2 separate regions of the Homo sapiens genome follow, and region 1 is linked to region 2. The links are chromatin loops, found by intact Hi-C in ENCODE. Cell type or tissue: MCF 10A. All regions are shown on one strand. Each heading gives the region's core, and the rest is flanking DNA. Links, peaks and the distances in the headings are about the cores only.

Region 1 (10,097 bases), core at 3,481-5,980, 240 kb before region 2:
ACACCCAGCTAATTTTGTATTTTTAGTAGAGACGGGGTTTCTCCATGTTGGCCAGGCTGGTTTTGAACTCCTGATCTCAGGTGATCTACCTGCCTCGGCCTCCCAAAGTGCTAGGATTACAGGCGTGAGCCACAGCGCCCGGCCGAGGCCAGTAACTTCTGATGAACTCCAGGCACCCGGCTGAGCACATCCTCCAATCAGGAGGAATCTCTCGGGTGGCCACCTGCCAAACTGGGACAAAACTTGTGTAGCTTGGAGAGACTTCGAGGCGCCCCCAGAGGTGAGCTCGTGTCTGGGCACCCCTCTGCCACGAGTGACTTTGGAGCCCTTACTGTGTGACAGATAACGGGCACCCACCAGGGTTCTCACCTTCCTGGGGCTCTAACTTTCATTTGACTCATGGGGAGACTGGGGCCAGAGTGGGGGAGGACACTGTACCCCCCACTGACGGAGACCCCGGGCAGCTCATAACAGGACACTGGGCAAGATAGTGATAACATCAGACCGCAATACCCAGGGGAGCTGGAGTAAGAGCGGGCACTTACTGCTTTCTTTCTGTGGGTCAGGCACTGTTCCAAGCGGCTCTTTTCATGTATTAGAGTTAGATCACTGAACCCTCCCAGTAACTCCGCCACTTTACAGATGAAGAAAGTGAGCTGTGAGGAGGTGGGGGAATTGACTCTGGGTTGCAGAGCTCCTAAGAGTGGCAGAGGGAGGAGCTTGCAGGGCCACTGGGGTGGAGGCAGGGGGCAAGGCCGAGTGAGGGCAGGGGCAGAATGCTGTCCATGCTTTGTAGATAAGGAAGTCGCAGTTCTAGGCCCAGCTCTGCTTTTGTGCCGCCTTGGGCCAGGTACCCTGCCATTCGGAGCCCCATTTTCTGCCTCTGTGAAGTAACTGATCCCTCAGCACGGTGTAAGGACGGTATTAAACGAGACAACAAGGTGCAGAAAATACTAGCACAGAGCCTGGCACAAGGCTCAAGAAATGAAGCCCCCTCCCCTTAAAAACCCAATTCAGACCTGGCCACCCACACTCAGGACTCCTGCCCGGGCTCAGGCCATCATGTTGGGCCCAGAGCCTGGTTGATGAGACAGGAGTTTCCTGGTGCCCAGAGGTTTAAAATAGCTGAAGTAGTCACAGCTGTTGGTGGATTCAGGGCCGGAGGTCGCATGCATCACGGCTGCTCCCACCTCTCCCCTGGGATCCGGAAGAGCCACAAAGCATCTCACGGTGTCTTTTGGGGACTTAGCTTAGGCCAGTTCCTGGCACAGACCCGCACCCACCCCTCCAGCAAGCGCCCCTGCCAAGCCTGTGGGCAGGGTGCCTGGGCTAAGAGGGGCTCTTCTGAGCTGTTTTCTGTTAGGTTCCTCCACTGGGTGTGGGGTCTCCGGGCCAGGCCTTGGGGGAACCAGGGAGGCCACTCAAACTTCGACAAGCCTGCTTTGAGGAAACAGACAGCTTACTGAGAGCACTATACATACAATAATTTAAAAAGAAAGAAAAAAATGCACAAGTATTACCTGGTCATTGTGGAAAAGTTAAAAAAAATATGATCACCCATGACCCTAGTACCAGAGATCAGTCTGAATCTATGAGTATGATCTGGCCGGGCTGCCCACAGGCTGCTGTGGGGCAGCACACTTCCTGAGCCCTTGCGCCATGCCAGGAGCTGTTCAGAGCCCATTCACACACACATCTCAGCCTGTTTAATCCTCACGACAGCCCTGTGAGGTGAGAGCTATTATTATCTTCCATCTGCACAGAGGCACCAACCAGCCTGCAGTGAAGAGCATGGACTTTGGTCTTGGTGGACCTGGGGTCAAGTCTGGCTCTGCCCCTCACTAGCTGGGGGCCTCTCTGGGCCTCAGTTTCTTCTTCTATAAAGGAGATACTAGGAATTGTTATAAGGAACAAGGAATAACAAGATGATATCCAGTAAGGTACTGCACATCGTGGCCTGGCACAGACCCAAGTTCCAGTAGACGGTAGTTATTTCCTATGCGTATATAGTTATTTTAAGTTTTTGTAAACATGGGCTTCTGACTACATGCTGTTTGATAACATACTTCAAAGCTTCCACAATGTGAGAGGCTGGGCTGGCTGTGGCCAGGTCACACAGAGCATTGTAAGTCGTGGAAAAGGCTTTGGGGCTTTATCTTTATGGGGTCATGGGGGAAGCCTGGGAAGGACTTTGGAAGGTGTCAACGGCACGATGTACACTTTAGGAAAATCACTCTGGCTGCTGTAGGCAGCTAAATTTGACAGGAATTCTGGCAGGAGACCAGAGAAAGGAAGAGGTCGGGGTCTGGGCCATGGATCCCCAAAGCAATCCTTCTGTGGCCAGGGATCGCCCCAACCCCTGACTCTGCACCATGGGGACCTGCAGTCATACCCTCAAGAGCAGATCCCCATAACCCTGGCCCTGCCTGGCCCCGTCACATTCCCTTTCCCCTGGCAAAGCCCACCCTTTGGTCTCACTCCCTTGAGAAGAGTCTCTGGGATGGGGGCGTTGATTCAGCCTCTGCCTCAGCTCTCGGTCCTGAGAGACATCGTGCTCAGAGGCGGGGAAGGGCTGGGGTGCTCCATTGTTCTAATACTGCGTGAGTTCAGAATGAGGAAGTCATGTCTCTTCTGCGTGCTGCTGTGGCTGTACCCCACTCGGGGGTACATTTATATATGCAGAGAGAGAGATTTATTTTAAGAAATTGGCTCACATGGTTGTGGGGGCTGACAAGCCTGAAATTTGTAGAGCTGGCCAGTCAGAAATGGGAGAAGAATTGATGTTGCGGTCTTGAGTCTGAAATCTACAGGTTGGAAACAGCACGGTTTCTATGTTGCATTCTGGAGGCTGAATTGCCTCCTCTTTGGGAAACCTCAGTCTTTGTTGTTAAGGCCTTCAACTGATTGGATGAGGCCCACCCACATTTTGGAGTGCAATCTACTTTACTCAAAGTCTACTGATTTAAACGTTGATCACATCTGAAAAATATCTTCACAGCAACATCCAGACTGATGTTTGACTGGATGATGGGGTGCCATAGCCTGGCCAAATCGACACAGAAAATTAACCATCACCATGCTGAAAGATGGGCTAAGGCTTTCATTCATTAGGTCACCATTTATGGAGCATTTATTCCCTGCCAGGCACCTGCGCTAAGCACTGTGTGTATGTTATCCCATTGAATCCTTGCTACAACCCCAGAAGTAAGTATTTTTCTTACCCTTATTTTATACATCCAAGGGTAAGATGACTTGTCCGGGCCAGGGTTCTACCCTTAGTCAGTGAAGCAAAGCTAGAAAGGTGAATTCTGGAGAAGATGTAATAAGCCAGTTGTCTGAGGGGCTGCCAGGGGGCCAGAGTAAGCCTGGGAGGTCCTAGACCCATGCTTTCCAACATGTAGCCACTGCCAGACAAGGTTTATGTGGCTAATCTGAACTGACACATGCTGTAGGTGTAAAACAGTGGTCCCCAACCTTTTTGGCACCAGGGACCTGTTTTGTGGAAGACAGGCTTTCCATGGATGGGGGTGGGGATGGTTTCGGGATGATTCAAGCGCATTACATTTCTTGTGCACTTTATTTCTATCATCACATTGTAATACATAAGGAAACAATTTTACAATTCACCGTAATGTAGAATCAGTGGGGGCCCTGAGCTTGTTTTCCTGCAACTAGATGGTCCCATCTGGGGGTGATGGGAGACAGTGACAGGTCATCAGGCATTAGATTCTCATCAGGAGCTCACAGCCTAGATCTCTCACCTGCGCAGTTCACAATAGCATTTGTGCTCCTATGGGAATCTAAAGACAAAACTTCCCTTGCTAGCCCAATGCTCACCTCCTGCGGTGTGCCTGGTTCCCAACAGACCACAGACTGGTAATGGTCCATAGCCTGGGGGTTGGGGACCCCTGGTGTAAAATACAGATTTCAAGGAGTTACAAGGAGAAAAAGATGGTAATTTTAAAAATAATTGACTCCATGTTGGAATGATAATATGGTGAATGTATTTCATTAAATGCAAATGTATTATTAGCTGGATGTGGTGGCTCAAGCCTGTAATCCCAACACTTTGGGAGGCTGAGGAGGGAGGATCACTAACATTCAGGAGTTTGAGATGAGCCTGGGCAACATAGCAAGACCCTGTCTCTACAAAAAAATTTAAAAATTAGCCAGGCATGGTGATGCACCCCCTGTACTCCCAGCTACTTGGGAGGCCAAGGTTGGGGGAATCTCTTGAGCCCACGAGGTTGAGGCTGCAAGTGAGCAGTGACCGTGCCACTGCATGCCAGCTGGGGCGACAGAGCAAGACTCTGTCTCAAACAAACAAACATCAAAAAGCCCAAAGACGTATTGTTAAAGTTAATTGTACCTATTTATTTCAGCTTTTAAAAATGTGGCTACTAGAAAATGTGGTTACCTGTGAGGCACACATTTGTGGTTGCCATCATTTTTATTTTTCTTTCTTCCTTTTTTTTTTTTTTTTTTTTGAGACAGAGTCTTGCCCTGTCACCCAGGCTGGAATGCAGTGGCATGAGCTTTTCTCACTGCAACCTCCGCCTCCTGGGTTTAAGTGATTCTCATGCCTCAGCCTCTGGAGTAGCTGGGACCACAGGCACGCGCCACCATGCCCGGCTGATTTTTGTATTTTTAGTAGAGACAGGGTTTCACCATGTTGGCCAGGCTGGTCTCGAACTCCTGACCTCAAGTAATCTGCCCACCTCGGCCTTCCAAAGTGCTGGGATTACAGGCGTGAGCCACTACGCCCGGCTGGTTTGCATCATTTTTCTATGGGTGGTGCAGATCCAGACGCCTCTAAATGGTTAGGCAGGGACTTGTTCATGATTTTTCTGGGTCGAGCCTGGGTACAGCTGGGCACAGTAGATAAATATTTGGTGAAGAGAGTGGAATTGCTTCAGAGTTCCCAGAGGGCAGCAGTGGGGTTAATAGCAAGAGTTAAAACAGGGAACACGCGAAGGCCGCAAGAGGCGGAGACCACAAGGTGGCGCCAGATCCCCATCTTGGAAGCAGGGAGGCGGCGCTGGCCGGCCTGAGCCCGAGAGATCAGAATGCCTCCGCCTCTGTCCCACCCTGCTCAGCACCTTCCTTTAGCTTTTGGGACCCTCTTTTTCCTGGTGGTTTGGGTCAGAATTCAGGGGCCACCTTTGTGTGAGGTCAGTGGCAGGTCCCTTAGAGTGGGAACTTCTCGCTGGACAAAGGGGCGACTGAAGCTCAGAGAAGGATGAGAGGGGCCCAGAGAGGGGCAGTGACCGGCCGAAGGGCGCAGAGCCAGTTGGTAAAAGAGGGAGGTCTTTTGTGTCTCATCCTTCAGGCCTGTCCTGTTACCTCAGTGCCTTTGTCCTGTGAGCCTGGGTCGTTGATTCGTTTTAAAAATCACTTGATAAACAAATCACAGAGTCAGGTGCTGTGCGGGTGGGAGTGGGGACACAGGTCCATCCTTATGAGCAACCTAGCAGGAGCAAAAAACATGCACGGATGCTCACAAACACATGCACACACACAACATGCACACACGCACATACACGTGCACACACACACGCACGCATGCACACACATGCACACACACACACCCTTGTGTAGGAAGAACATCACGCAGTCATTTACAACCACATTGGAAGAAGGCGCTATAATCATTTCTGCCATACCCCATGATGTGGTCACATTTTCCATCTCGAGAATCAGTCCACCTGGATTGACATCCTAGCCCTTCCTGGCTTAGGAGACCTTGGACAAGTCATCTCACTTGAGTCTCAGTTTTCTCATCTGTGAAATGGGGGTTAATCATGGCACCTCCTTCCCAGGTGGTTGTGAGGTTTAAACAAGATAATGGGCTGGGCGCAGTGGCTCACGCCTGTAATCCCAGCACTTTGGGAGGCCGAGGTGGGCGGATCATGAGGTGAGGAGATCGAGACCATCCTGGCTAACACGGTGAAACCCCGTCTCTACTAAAAATACAAAAAAAAATTAGCTGAGCGTGGTGGCGGGCGCCGGTAGTCCCAGCTACTAGGGAGGCTGAGGCAGGAGAATGGTGTGAACCCGGGAGCCTGCAGTGAGCCAAGATCATGCCACTGCACTCCAGCCTGGGCAACAGAGCGAGACTCTGTCTCAAAAAAAAAAAAAAAAAAGATAGTAGGCTGGGTACGGTGGCTTATGTCTGTAATCTCACTATTTTGGGAGGTCGAGGCGGAGGCAGGCAGATCGCTTGAGCTCAGGAGTTGGAGGCCAGCGTGGGCAATATGGTGAAACCCCGTCTCTACCAAAAATGCAAAAAAATTAACCAGGCGTGTTGGCGTGTGCCTGTGGTCCCAGCTACTCCGGAGGCTGAGGTGGGAAGATTGCTTGAGCCTGGGAGGTAGAGGTTGCAGTGAGCCGAGGTCGGCCACTGCACTCCAGCCTGGGTGACAGAGTGAGACCCTGTCTCAAAAAAAAAAAAAAAAAGGATCTCCTTTGGTTTTCAAAAATTATTATTCCACTTACTGTCATTTCAAATTCAACAATCCCACTTTAGCTTTGAGTTCAAGTTAAAAATCTTCTCTTAAGGACAAATTCCACTTTTTTCTTTTATTTGCTAGAGATGGGGTCTCACTATGTTGCCCAGGCTGGTCTTGAACTCCTAGGCTCAAGCAATCCTCCCACCTCAGCCTCCCAAAGTGCTGGGATTACAGGCATGAGCCACTGTGCCTGGCCTATATGATTCCACTTCAATGAGGTACCTACAATAGTCAGATTCACAGGGACAGAAAGTAGAAAGGAGGTTGCCCTGGGGGCTGAAGAGAGAGGGGAATGGCAAATTGTCGTTTAGTGGGCGTAGAATTCTAGTTTTGCAAGATGAAAAGAGTCTTGGAGATTGGCTGCATTTAACAATGTGAACGTACCTAACACTCTGCTGAACTGAACACTTACAAATAGCTTACATGGCACATTGTATGGTATGTATATTTTACCACGATTAAAAATTTAAGAAAAAATTTAGGAAAAGTATTCTTTTAAAATATAACAACTTTAGTGGGCCAGGCATGGTGGCTCATGCCTGTAATCCCAGCAGTTTGGGAGGCCGAGGCAGGTGGATCACCTGAGGTCAGGAGTTCAAGACCAGCCTGGCCAATATGGTGAAACTCTGTCTCTACTAAAAATACAAAAATTAGCTGGGCATGGTGGCGCATGACTGTAATCCCAGCTACTTGGGAGGCTGAGGCAGGAGAGTCACTTGAATCCGGGAGGCAGAGGTTTCAGTGAGCGGAGATTGCACCACTGCACTCCAGCCTGGGCGACAGAGCGAGACTCTGTCTCAAAAAGAAAAAAAAACTTTAAAAATTATTATAAAATTATTAAAATGATACAACTGAATATTTGGTTCCATTGACAATCTTGGCTAATTAAACATGCATGAAAATATAATTTAAAATCTGTCAGAACCCCCGACACACTTCAGCCTTGAGAGAGCTGTGACTGGGATCTGAGTCATGTGCCTTTTATTCCTCAGATTGTAGATTAACTCACTTTCTTATTTTTCTTATTCTGTACAATGACCAGAGAGAATTAAAGAACAGCAGGGACAAAACCCTCCTGCCTTCTTAATTAATGACCCTGTGACTCATCTACTTCCCCTTTGTTGTCCTGCTCTGCGTAGAACAGATGACAGGAAACGCATAGCTATCATACCCTTCACAAAAAATGTGAAATATGCCCTCCGCCAAAAGAAACACTGCCCATAACCAGTCAAATGGCTGTAACTATGCGCCAGCCTAGTATGAAAAATGTTGTTATCTGGCTAAAAATTCCTCTGTCCCTGCCTCTATAAATGAAAACTTCACTTCCCTACTTCGGAATGCTGAGTTCATTACTTTGGAGTTGAGGTTTCTGGGTGGCCGTTCTCAAATCTTGTGCTTGAATAAACTCTATTTTATTTTACTTTGGTGTATTTTACATTTTTTTTTATTATTATTTTTTGAGACAGGGTCTCGCTCTGTTGCCCAGGCTGGAGTGCAGTGGCACAATCACAGTTCACTGCAGCCTCAACCTTCTGGGCTCAAGTGATCCTCCCACCTCAGCCTCAGTAGCTGGGACTACAGGTGTGGGCCACCACACATGGCTGATTTTTAAAATTTTTTGTAGAGACGGTGTCCCACTACGTTGCCCAGGCTGGTCTCGAAGTCCTGGACTCAAGGGATCCACACAGCTTCCCAAAGTGCTGGAATTATTGGCGTGAGCCACTGTGCCTGGCCTAAACTCTTTTTAAATTAGACTCTGACGCTCCTGGTTATTTCAGGTTGACACACAGTTAAACATTTTTAACTGCATGTATAGATTTAACATATTCAATTTCTTTTAAAAATACTTCAGTTGCCTTAATAACAAACACAACTTTCTCAAGCACTTAAATTATTCTTAGAAATCTGGTAACTTATGCTTATCATGAATTCAAATTTTTATAACTTTTTAACACTTCTGTCAAGCATAGTAAAATTTCAACTTAAAATATCACAAGTCTAAATCAATCAATGATTCATTTGTGCATTTTACTTTATTTTTGAGACGGAGTCTTGCTCTGTCGCCCAGACTGGAGTGCAGTGGCATGATCTCGTCTCATTGCAACCTCCATCTCCCAGATTCAAGCGATTCTCCTTTGTCAGCCTCCCAAGTAGCTGGGATTACAGGCATCCACTACCACGCCTGGCTAATTTTTGTATTTTTAGTAGAGACAGGATTTCACCATGTTGGCCAGGCTGGTCTCCAACTCCTGACTTCAGGCGATACGCCCACCTCGGCCTCCCAAAGTGCTGGGATTATAGGCGTGAGCCACTGTGCCCGGCCTCATTTGTGTATTTAAATTAAAACCTTAAGACTGACTTTTTATTCACACAGACTGGGGTGTGCAATCTTTTGGCTTCCCTGGGCCACGCTGGAAGGAGAAGAATTGTCTTGGGCCACACATAAAATACACTAACACTAATGATAGCTGATGAGCTAAAAAAAAAAAAAAAAAAAAAAAAGAATTGAAAAAAAATCTCTTAATGTTTTAAGAAAGTTTACGAATTTGTGTTGGGCCGCATTTAAAGCTACAGCTGCATTCAAAGCCACTGGCCAAGGGTTGGACAAGCTTAACATAGCCCATATTCTCTTAAATATTAAAAATATTTCAAATTCCAAAGTTGAAATTGTTTGATTCTCTGAAACATTTCTTTGCTCAATTCTTGTCAAGCTTAAAAAATGAGAGCCTACTAAGGCAATGATGTTGTCACACCAAGAAAATTTCGAGCTTAGTTTTCCAACCCATTTTTGGGGTTCCTACCTCCTCTAAGATTCCTTAATGTCCACGGAAACTTCAGGCTTGGATGGAGGTTTTGTCCAAGGTCTTGATAGGACACAAGTCCTATTGTTAGTCATTTAAACAGGATTTCCCATAACCTAAAAAGGGTGGTGGCATAGTCTGTGTCCCCAGGGTTCAGCATATGCATTTCCTATTTCTTAAGTCAGATCTGGGGCTAAGTAATACCCTCCCAGGTAGCTTCACCACTTGTTTGGTTTCAATTGGTGTTTTAGTCCACTTTGCATTATAAGGAATGCCTGAGGCTGGGTAATTGATAAGGAAAAGAGGTTTATTCAGCTCATAGTCCTGCAAGCTGTATAAGAAGCGTAATGCCTGGATGACCCAGCCTTGGCAAAATACTAAAAGCAAGAAAAAAATAAAAATGAAAAGAAGCATTGGCAGGGTGCAGTGGCTCACGCCTGTAGTCCCAGCACTTTGGGAGGCCGAGGTGGGTGGATCACCTGAGGTCGGGAGTTTGAGAGCAGCCTGGCCAACATGGTGAAACCCCATCTCTACTAAAAATACAAAAATTAGCCAGGTGTGGTGGTGGGTGCCTGTAATTCCAGCTACTCAGGAGTCTGAGGCAGGAGAATTGCTTGAACCTGGGAGGTGGAGGTTGCAGTGAGCCGAGATTGTGCCACTGCTCTCCAGCCTGGGTGACAGAGTGAGACTCCGTCTCAAAAAAAAAAAAAAAAGACAAAAAGAAATATGGCGCTGGGATGGAGCCCCAGAAGACAGACTCTACTAAGGCAATGGTGAGGGGAAATGT
Region 2 (10,097 bases), core at 2,591-5,090:
AGCCATCCCCTGATCATGCCCATCAAACAAAAACTTCCCTGTTCCTTTCGCCTTGCTCCCACCTCTCCCTTCCCCAGAGACCACATAGGAGTTTCCTGAAGCTGCTGTTACAAATCATCACGAACTAAAAGGCTTAAAACAATAGAGATGGACCCTCTCTCAGTTCCAGAGACCAGGAGATCAAAATCAGTCTCACTGGGCTGAAATTCAGGTATCAGCAGGGCCATCCCAGCTCCAAAGGCTTTAGGAGGGGAGTTTCTCTTCTAGCTTCTGCCAGCTTTCCTCAGCTAGTGGCTGCCTCATGCCAATCTCTGCCTCCCTGGTCACATGGCTTTCTCTTCTGTGTGTGTCAAATCTCCCTCTGCCTCCCCCTTATAAGGACACTTGTGATGATATTTGGAGCCCATCGGATAGTCCAGGACAATCTCCCCATCCCAAGATCTTCATTCACCTCTGCAAACAGACTCTTTCTTTGTTTCTATATGAGACAACCTACAGGTTCCGAAGATTAGGACCTGATCTCTCTTGGGTGCCATTATTCCACCTACTGTAGGTTGGAAATCACCACGTGCCAGCTGCAGCCAGCAGAATAGGAAAGAAATAAGCCAGGCACCTCCTTTCCTTTCCGCAGCTCTAAGCCTTGCACCTGCATCAAGCCCTCATAGGAAAGGGTGAACATTCCCCTTTACAAATCTGAGTCCTGAATTGAGAGTGTTTTATGTCTGGTTCCTGGAAACAGATTCTTAGATGGAGATTTGCCTGCAGGAGGTTTATGGGGGGTGCCGGGGGAGGGTGTTTCCGGAAGCGCACCTGGGAGGGAGTGTGGGGCTCAGAGGGGGACACTGAACTGGGATGCAGTTGCCTCAAGGCTTCAGGCAATGCACGGGGTATCTTGGGGGCTGGGGAAGGGCCTCAGAGTTGTCCTGCATTCAGACAAGGCAACCTGGCCTTTGTCCCCCCACATTGGATGTGGCTGTCCCCAGATGGGGACACAACCAGGTACTAGGCCGCTCCTAGGCACAGAAGGCAATTCCAGAAGAGAGACTTGCGGCACTCGCAGCAGCTGGGGGCGTGAGTGCCTCCCCCTAAAGGGGGGCGCGGTGGCACACCACAGCGCCCACCACAGTGACCTCAAGTGACCATGGGACTTCTGATGAGCAAACCTGAGTTGAGCATGATGAGCAAACCTGAGTTGCCGAGAGAGAACTTCTGCATGGAATAAGCATGTGAGGAGTGCGGGAGTCAATACAAAGTTACTTTATGATCATGTAACCCAAGCAGGTCCAGCCAATGCCAGTTGGAGAGCTCGAGCCCAAAAACAAGAGCAAAATGTGGTAGAAGGTGACTTTATTTACCAAAACTAGCAATGGGGGAGTGGTTGGATTCACATCAAAAGCAACCGCTTCGCCTTTCTGGGTTGAAGGCAAGAGTTTTAAAAGGGAAACTCTGGCTGGGCGCGGTGGCTCACACCTGTAATCCCAGCACTTTGAGAGGCCGAGGTGGGCGGATCACCTGAGGTCAGGAGTTTGAGACCAGCCTGACCAACATGGTGAAACCCCATCTCTACTAAAAATACAAAAATTAGCTGGGCGTGGTGGTGGACGCCTGTAATCCCAGCTACTTGGGAGGTTGAGGCAGGAGAATCGCTTGAACCTGGAAGACAGAGGTTGCGGTGAGCCGAGATGGTGCCATTGCACTCCATCCTAGGCAACAGAGCGAGACTCTGTCTCAAAAAAAAAAAAAAAAAAAAAAAAAGGAAATTTGGTACAGGAGGTGTGCAGGAGTTGTGAGGAGTACAAGGTCTGTGTCTTGTTTCCATGGCTAACTCGGGTCTCAGTCCCCCTAAAGCACGGGCTGACGTCATTTCAGCAATGTGCTGAGTTGTTGGCTAGCTGCCTGGAGGTAATCTCTTGAATTCTGCAGCTGGGTCTCCAGGCTCGGTCTGTCTCAAGATTAGCCCCTGGAACTTCTTTTATCATCATCATCATCATCATTTAGAGACAGGGTTTCGTTATGTTGCCCAGGCTGGTCTCAAACTCCTGGGCTCAAGGAATCCTTCCGTCTCAGCCTCCCAAAGCTCTGGGATTACAGGCGTGAGCCATCACACCTGGCCTGGAACTTGTAAGCAAGCATATAATTAGATACTAGCATACAGTTAGATAAATGTGAAGGGGCTTTATGGTGGGAAAGGGAGGGACATGGAGTCTATTTTAGGGTTAAGGGAAAAGGCTTCTGCAGTTTGCTTTAAGGTTACTTCTTGAGACTGAAGAGAAAGGGAAAAAAAGTTGTAAAATGCATTTGAAGTTAAGCTGCTCAGTTACAATCACTAACCCCTCGGTTCAGTGGAGACACCCCTGGAAGCCCATTGGGTTATTATCTTTATTTTATTCATTTATTTTTTTTTGAGATAGAATCTTGCTCTGTCGGCCAGGCTGGAGTACAGTGGCATTATCTCGGCTCGCTGCAAACTCCATCTCCCCAGCTCAAGCGATTCTCCTGCCTCAGCCTCCTGAGTAGCTGGGATTACAGGCGTGAGCCACCACACCTGGCTAATTTTTGTATTTTTAGTAGACGGGTTTCACCATGTTGACCAGGCTGATCTCAAACTCCGGACCTCAGGTGATCCACCTGCCTTGGCCTCCCAAAGTGCTGGGATTACAGGCCTGAGCCACCGTGCCCGGCTGGGTTATTATCTTCTTAGGGGGAGGACAAGGAGGTGATTTAGTCATTTGCTCCACAATAACTTGTTGAGTACCTACTATGTCTGGAGCTGTTTTGCAGGTGCTGGGGATTCAGTGGTGAATAAGAAGCCCCTGGAGGCGAGCAGGACGTGCTCTGGGTCTGAGTCACTTTCATCTCTGTCCACGAGGCTGGGTGAGGAGCCTTCCTCACTGTGCTCTGTAGAGCCCTGGCACAAGGCAGGGCTGCCCCAGGGTGGGGAACGTCAGAGCTTCCAGGCTGCCTTCCTCCAGACCCCAGAGCCTGGACTGGGCCTCAGCGACCCCTCCCCAGTCAACCCGTCTTCTCCCTCCAGCTGCCTCTGGCCGCTTGTGCGTGAGGGTGGGTGAGCCCTTTGGGATGAGTCTCATCAGAGCCTCTGCACGCTGAGTGCTTCCTGCCTGCTTAATTTTGCCACTTTCAATCCAACCAGAGGGGCATTTTGGGTCTTGCTGACCAACCCCCTGCCTCCAAGAGCAACTAAAACAGAGACATCCTTGAGAGTTGTGTTGAGTGCTTAAAACCTCCAGGGAGGGAATTTTTTACTGCAACTTGCAAATTTAGCCAGCCTGGCTGACCGAACAGGCTTCACTCAGTACCTCATCTCCACCTCCTATGCTGGGTACACCTGGGTGCATATTAGAGCAAAGGCTGAAAACAAATGTTTATATTACAGTACAACCCTATGTAAAATACACAGCTGTACAAAGGGGTAAGGCTGCTTTTTACGTACTGATACAAAGAACTTCTCTCCAGTATAACTATGAAGTGAAAGAGGCAAGGTATGGAATACTGGGTGGCACATACTACCGTTTATATAAGAAGACAGTAGTAGGAGGAGAGAAGAAAAGAGCAAAAGCGCCCCGGACATAGTAGGTGTTCAGCAATTCTAGTGGAGCAAATGACTAAATGACCTCCTTGTCCTTCCTCAAAAAAGATAACCCAATGGGCTTCCAGGGGCATCTCCACTGAACTGAAAAGTTTGTAATTGTAACCAAGCAGCTTAACTTTGAGCACATTTTACAACTTTTCTCTTTAGTCTCGAGATGTAACCTCGAAGGAACCTGCAGAAGCCTTTTTCCCTTAACCTTAAAATAGACTCCACGTCCTTCCCTTTCTCACCATAAAGCCCCTTCAAATTTATCTAACTGTATGCTAGTATTGGAGGAGGAAGAGAAGAAGAAAAGGATACACACACATATTTACTTGGTCATGCATAACATTTATTTGGAAAGACATATAAGAAACGGGTAACACTGTCACTACCTCCACCTGCAGGTGGGTAAGGCACAGGGCAGGAGGGAGACTCTGAACTTGGAATCATGTGACTGTGGTACCTATTCAGGAGTAAGCATGACCCAGCCTGGGCAACATAACAAGACCCCATCTCTGCGGAAAAATGTAAAACCATTAGCTGGGCATGGTGGTGCACATCTGTAGTCCCAGCTGCTCAGGAGGCTGAGGTGGGAAGACCACTTGAGCCTGGGAGGTCAAGGCTGTGAACCATGATCACGCCACTTCACTCCAGCCTGGGTAACGGAGTGAGACCCTGTCTCAAAAACAACAACAAAAAAAAACTCAACCCAAGCTTAAGACATGAAATGAACACAATTTTAAAGTCAGTTATGTAAGTTCCTTGTGCCAGAGAAGGGTTCCTATTTCTTTGCTCTGTGGGCTCCGCTGAGATGAGTAGCAGCTGATGACCCTGGCTTGATGTATTCATTCCACTAACACTTGCTGTGCCCCCACCCCCACCGACACAGCTGTAAGCAAAGAGCTCACCTTAATCACTGGGGGTTGGGATGCAGGTTCCTGGACCACACCCTAGACCTTCTGGGCCCAGGAATTTGCAATGTTAACAAGCACCCTTGATAATTTTTGAAACCACCAGAGGGTTAATAACCACCTAGTCTAGGCAGGCGCTGTGGCTCACGCCTGTAATCCCAGCACTTTGGCAGGTCGAGATAGGAGGATTTCTGGGATCAAGAAGTTCGAGACTAGCCTGGGCAACATGGCAAAACCCGGTCTCTACAAAAAATACAAAAATCAGCTGGACATGGTGGTGCACACCTGTAGTCCCAGCTACTTGGGAGGCTGAGATGGATCACTGGAGCCAGGTAGGTTGAGGCTGCAGTGAGCTATGATTGCGCCACTGCACTCTAGCATGGGTAGAGACCCTGTCTCAAAAACAAAACCAAACCACCAGTCCAGCACTTTGCCGAGCTCCTTCGTCAATTTCCAGGAGACACACACCCTAGAACTGAGACCCCAGAGCCTGGGCATGCTGCCACACATTGCCATCCTGACTGCTACCATCAACTCCTCCCAACTGCCCTCTGCAGGTATTTGCCCCGACAGCTTCCAGCTGAGTCCTCCAGCAACATGGCCAAGTTGATCACTCCAAGGCACCGACTTCCCAGAGCCCCTCCTCTTCCCAGCTGAAGGCCACAGATGCCTAAGCAACCGGCCTCAGACTCCCCTGGCCTGCAGCTCTGCAGGCACGAGGTGCCTGATAAATTGGTGATGAAGGGGTTCTGATGCCACCTGCTCCCCAGACTATCAGCCACCAGGAAGCTCTTAGAGGGAAAATCAGTGACACCTGGGCAGCTGCTGACCCCTCCCCTTCTTAACAAGGGGGTGGCCTGCACAGGCCTGGACTGTATAACAGGGAAGGGCAGGGTGAGCCCTGGGGCGTCTGAGGCTGCTGTGCTGAGTGAGGGCTGCGGTGCAGGCCTGAGGATGGTCAGCGTGGAGGGCCGAGCCATGTCCTTCCAGAGTATCATCCACCTGTCCCTGGACAGCCCTGTCCATGCCGTTTGTGTGTTGGGCACAGAAATCTGCTTGGATCTCAGCGGGTGAGATGCTGGGAGCTCTGCCAGAGGTGGCAGGCAGACAGGCAGGCAGGCCTGGGACCCAGTCCCCTTGATCTGGGAGTTGGGGGTTACTTCTCTAGCCTCACTATCCTGCCCCATCTTGGGAAGCCTTGGGTCTCTAGTGGGGGGCCTCCCAGTTCCAACCACGCAGAATTCTGACTTAAATCCTGCCTCTGCCCTGTAGCAGCTGCCATGGACTCTTAGTGAGGCAAGGGCCTTGGCCTCTCTGTTCCCCTATCTGTGAAACCATGGGGACGCTGGCCTCGGGGGGCTGTGAGGAGCAGGCCAGGGAGACTGCTAGATGCTGGAGCCTGCAGGTGGAGGTGACTCAGCAGGGTCACAGTACAACTTCCTGAGTCGCTTGCCCTGATCTTTTTCTTTATGGGGATCCTTTGTGGCTCCCCCCTTCTTGGGAATTGGGTGCTTATTACTAAGATGTAGCTGTGGTAACTTCTGCAGTGTCGGTAGCGGGATGGGGTTTGGGCTGGAGCCCGTCGGAGAGCAAACACAGGGGTCCTTTGGGAGGGGGTGGGTAGGAATAAGGACCCCAGACCACTCTGCCTCAACACCCTAAGGAGAATGAGGATTCGGGAGCCGTCCCCTCCCCCATGCCAGTCATCTCCTAGGCTGAGAAGGTGTTTGTGCCCTGACGCGTGTCTCTTACCGGGCAAACCAGGTGTGCCCCCCAGAAGTGCCAGTGCTTCACCATCCATGGCTCTGGGAGGGTCTTGATCGATGTGGCCAACACGGTGATTTCTGAGAAGGAGGACGCCACCATCTGGTGGCCCCTGTCTGATCCCACGTACGCCACAGTGAAGATGACATCGCCCAGCCCTTCCGTGGATGCGGATAAGGTAAGCCTCAGGGGAAGAGGTGAGGGGCATCTCCCGGGGTGGGACCTAGCACAGCCACTGGGGCTTCCTCCTGGCTGCAGACGTGACTCGAGCCTGGGAAACACGTTGTTTTGCACGTCTGATCTCATCCAGTGTCTGCAACAGACCAGTGGTGTGGGCACTCCATGACCCCATTTTACAAAGAAACAGAGGCACCTAGCGAAGGTGCCCTGCCAAGTCAGCAACCAGCAGGACTGGGATTTATTTTTTATTTTCATTTATTTATTATTATTTTTTTTTTTGAGTCTCACGCTCATTGCCCAGACTGGGGTGCAATGGCACAATCTCAGCTCACTGCAACCTCCACTTCCCGGGTTCAAGCAATTCTCCTGCCTCAGCTTCCCGAGTAGCTGGGACTACAGGCACCCACCACCATGCCCGGCTAATTTTGTATTTTTAGTATGAGACAGGGTTTCACTATGTTGGCCAGGCTGGTCTCAAACTCCTGACTTCAAGTGATCTACCTGCCTCCACCTCCCAAAGTGCTGGGATTACAGGCATGAGCCACCACACCTGGCCTACCATCACTTTACATATGAGGAAACTAAGGCACAGAGTGCTGTGTCTAAACCTAAGTAGCCTACCTAGAGTGGGATAGACCCAGGATTTGAGCTTGAGCCCAAGGGTGTATTCTCCCCTGGGTAAGCTGTCTCCCTAATGGGGTGCCTATGTTGGGGAGGTTCTCCTGTGGTAGAAGCAGGTGGCTCATTCAGGGCAGGAGTGTTCAACCTTGGTTGCAGGTGAGAACCACTGGGGAGCTAATAACATCAATACCCAGGCCACACCCCCTCTACCAATTAAACCTGAGGTACCAATGGAACCTCAGGGCTAGGATCCTGGCCGCTGGTTTAAAGCTCTCCAGGTGCACCCAGTGCGGGGCTGGGGGTGAGAACCATGATGGAGCAGTTCAGGACTGGGAGAGCTCTCCCTCCCTCCCCCCACACCCTACAGGACCTACTGGAGATGTCTGCTGCAGAGGGGTAGGTACACACACCCACCTGCGCTGTGTGCCCAGGGCAGGCAACTCCCTGAGAGGCAAGTAGTGGACTTAGGTAGGAACTGAGTGTCTCTGGCCAGGTGTGGTGGCTCATGCCTGTAATCCCAGCACTTTGGAAGGCTGAGATGGGCAGATCACCTGAGGTCGGGAGTTTGAGACCAGCCTGGCCAACATGGTGAAACGCTGTCTCTACTAAAAATACAAAAATTAGCCAGGTGTGGTGGCAGGTGCCTGTAATCTCAGGTTCTCAGGAGGCTGAGGCTGGAGAATCGCTTGAACCCAGGAGGTGGAGGTTGTAGTAAGCTGAGATTGTCCCACTGCATTACAGCCTGGGCAACAAGAACAAAACTCCATCGCAAAAAAAGGTATCTCAGATAAGAATGGAGGCCACGGTGGGTGCCAGTGGAACTCCAGACTACCTGAGAACCATTCTCTGCCCAGGGCTCGGCCTCCAGGACCCTCAGGAGTGGCCAACAAAGAACCTTGAACTTAGAGGACTAAAGCTTCTATTTAAGGATGGGGTGGATCTGTCACATGCTCTGGCCAATGGTTGGGTCTCTGGTTCATGACCAAGACCTTGTGGTCAGGGTCAGTGGCTGGAGGGCAGGTCTCTTTCTAAAAGCATAAAGTAGAGGCTGGTGTGGGACACAGTCCCACAGTTGGGACTGAGTCCCAACGCTGCTTCTTCACCTGGGTGTCCTTCTTAGTGAGCAGCTTAAGCCACCAGAGGCCTGTTTCCCCACCGTGCACCTTATGGAGTAGGACATGGGACCCCAGGAGAGTGGGTTTAGCAGGGAGGATGTATAGTGTGGTTTCAAGCTTGGGCTCTAGAGCCAGGCAGCCTGTTTCTTAAATCCCTTTGGGATAAGTCCCTTGATCACCCCGCCATCAGGGATACAGCTCTCACGTGGACAGGTGGTTTCAAGCCTGGCTCTCGACAAGGTTAGGGTTGGGGGTCATGGCAGGTTCTAAGTCCTTAGGGGACTGACTCAGCCCTAAGCGCAGGGCTGTGGCCCCATACCAGCTCATAGGTGAGACTTCAGAAGCCATAACACAAGACCAAGATCCCACGCCTAGACTCGGCACATGGCCTGGGGCTCTGTTCCTGGCACCTCCCGTCCAACACTGCCTATGGTTTCGGGATGCTGTCTCCACAGGTCTCGGTCACATACTATGGGCCCAACGAGGATGCCCCCGTGGGCACAGCTGTGCTGTACCTCACTGGCATTGGTGAGTGTTGCTCCAACTGGGAGCCTGGGGCCCAACTCACCGCTGGGGTTGGGGAAGGGGTGGGATTGTAGGAGGAGCCAAAAAAGATTCTCCAGGTAACAAGATGCCTCCTGTGGGCCCCAGGAACTCCTGAACAAACTCCTAAATGGATTCATTTGAGATACCCACTCACACACTCCCTCCTCGACGCTCAGTCACTTCTCCATCTTCGTGCACTGCCAACCTAATTCTGAGAATAGAAACAGCCAGAACTTCCGTGTCGCTGCCATCTACCCACCTACGCCTGTCTAGTGCCTACCTTCTTCCTTTGTTACTAATTGACGCATCTGGTCCAAAGTTAGTCTTTCTTGTCTCACTAGATCCTTTCTTATTCAAGAACATTCCTTTGTCAATTCTTACCAATGTAAGAAGCCGCCACCCTTCCCCGCCCTCTAGATCACCCCCATCAGCTCAGGAACAAGCTCTATAACATCTACTTTTTTTTTCTTTTTTTTCTGAGATGAGTCTTACTGTCACTCAGGCTGGAGTACAGTGGCATGATCTCGGCTCACTGTAACCTCTGCCTCCCAGGTTCAAGTGATTCTCCTACCTCAGCCTCCAGATTAGCTGGGACTATAGGTGTGTGCCACCATGCCTGGCTAATTTTTATATTTTTAGTAGAGACAGGTTTTCACCATGTTGGCCAGGCTGGTCTCGAACTCCTGACCTCGCGATCCACCTGCCTCGGCCTCCCCAAGTGCTGGGATTACAAGCGTGAGCCACTGTGCCTGGCCATATCATCTCTCTTAAACCTGATTCTAGGGTGTTTGTTTTTGTTTGAGATGGAGTCTTGCTCTGTTGCCCAGGCTGGAGTGCAGTGGCGCGATCTTGGCTCACTGCCCATTCCACCTCCCAGGTTCACACCATTCTCCTGCCTCAGCCTCCCGAGTAGCTGGGACTATAGGTACCCGCCACCATGCCCGGCTAATTTTTTTTTATTTTTAGTGGGCTAATTTTTTTTATTTTTAGTGGGCTAATTTTTTTTATTTTTAGTGGGCTATTTTTTTTGTATTTTTAGTGGGCTAATTTTTTTGTATTTTTAGTGGAGACGGGATTTCACTGTGTTGGCCAGGCTGGTCTCAATCTCCTGACCTCGTGATCCGCCCACCTCAGCCTCCCAGAGTGTTGGGATTACAGGCGTGAGCCACTGTGCTGGGCCTAGGTTGTCTTTTAAAGTCTATTCTCCCACCTCTCTTCCTGAGGAGCCATCTGTGTCCTCAATTTCTCTAGAATCTTCTCAAATTAGACACCTACCACCAACGGAGTTCTTTTAGAACTCTAACATCTACAACACTAAGTTTTTGGTTTGTGTGGGTTCTTTTGTGTTTTTGTTTTGTTTTGTTTTGT

The links. Peaks named below come from ENCODE experiments on the same cell type or tissue, not always from the same donor. Only the 100,000 strongest peaks of a DNase experiment are listed, where the experiment ranks them.
Region 1: a loop joins it to region 2, with 18 times the contacts of the local background. A loop is called at or near these places in 3 of 110 quality-filtered maps.

Annotation. Positions count from the first base shown.
Region 1 is chr1:17,120,936-17,131,032 of GRCh38, forward strand. No RefSeq gene overlaps it. Among named protein-coding and RNA genes, the nearest start is that of PADI2, 6.5 kb to the left of the region's middle. RefSeq lists silencers at 1,058-1,241, 5,050-5,139. In MCF 10A, for the core only: a CTCF peak has its summit at 4,984 (motif pointing right); a DNase peak (open chromatin) is centred at 5,006.
Region 2 is chr1:17,366,789-17,376,885 of GRCh38, forward strand. PADI6 (peptidyl arginine deiminase 6) reads left to right here and starts at 5,408. Exons shown (of 16, transcript NM_207421.4): 1 at 5,408-5,573; 2 at 6,268-6,445; 3 at 8,639-8,711. The coding sequence starts at 5,458. In MCF 10A, for the core only: a CTCF peak has its summit at 3,992 (motif pointing left); DNase peaks (open chromatin) are centred at 2,823 and 3,993.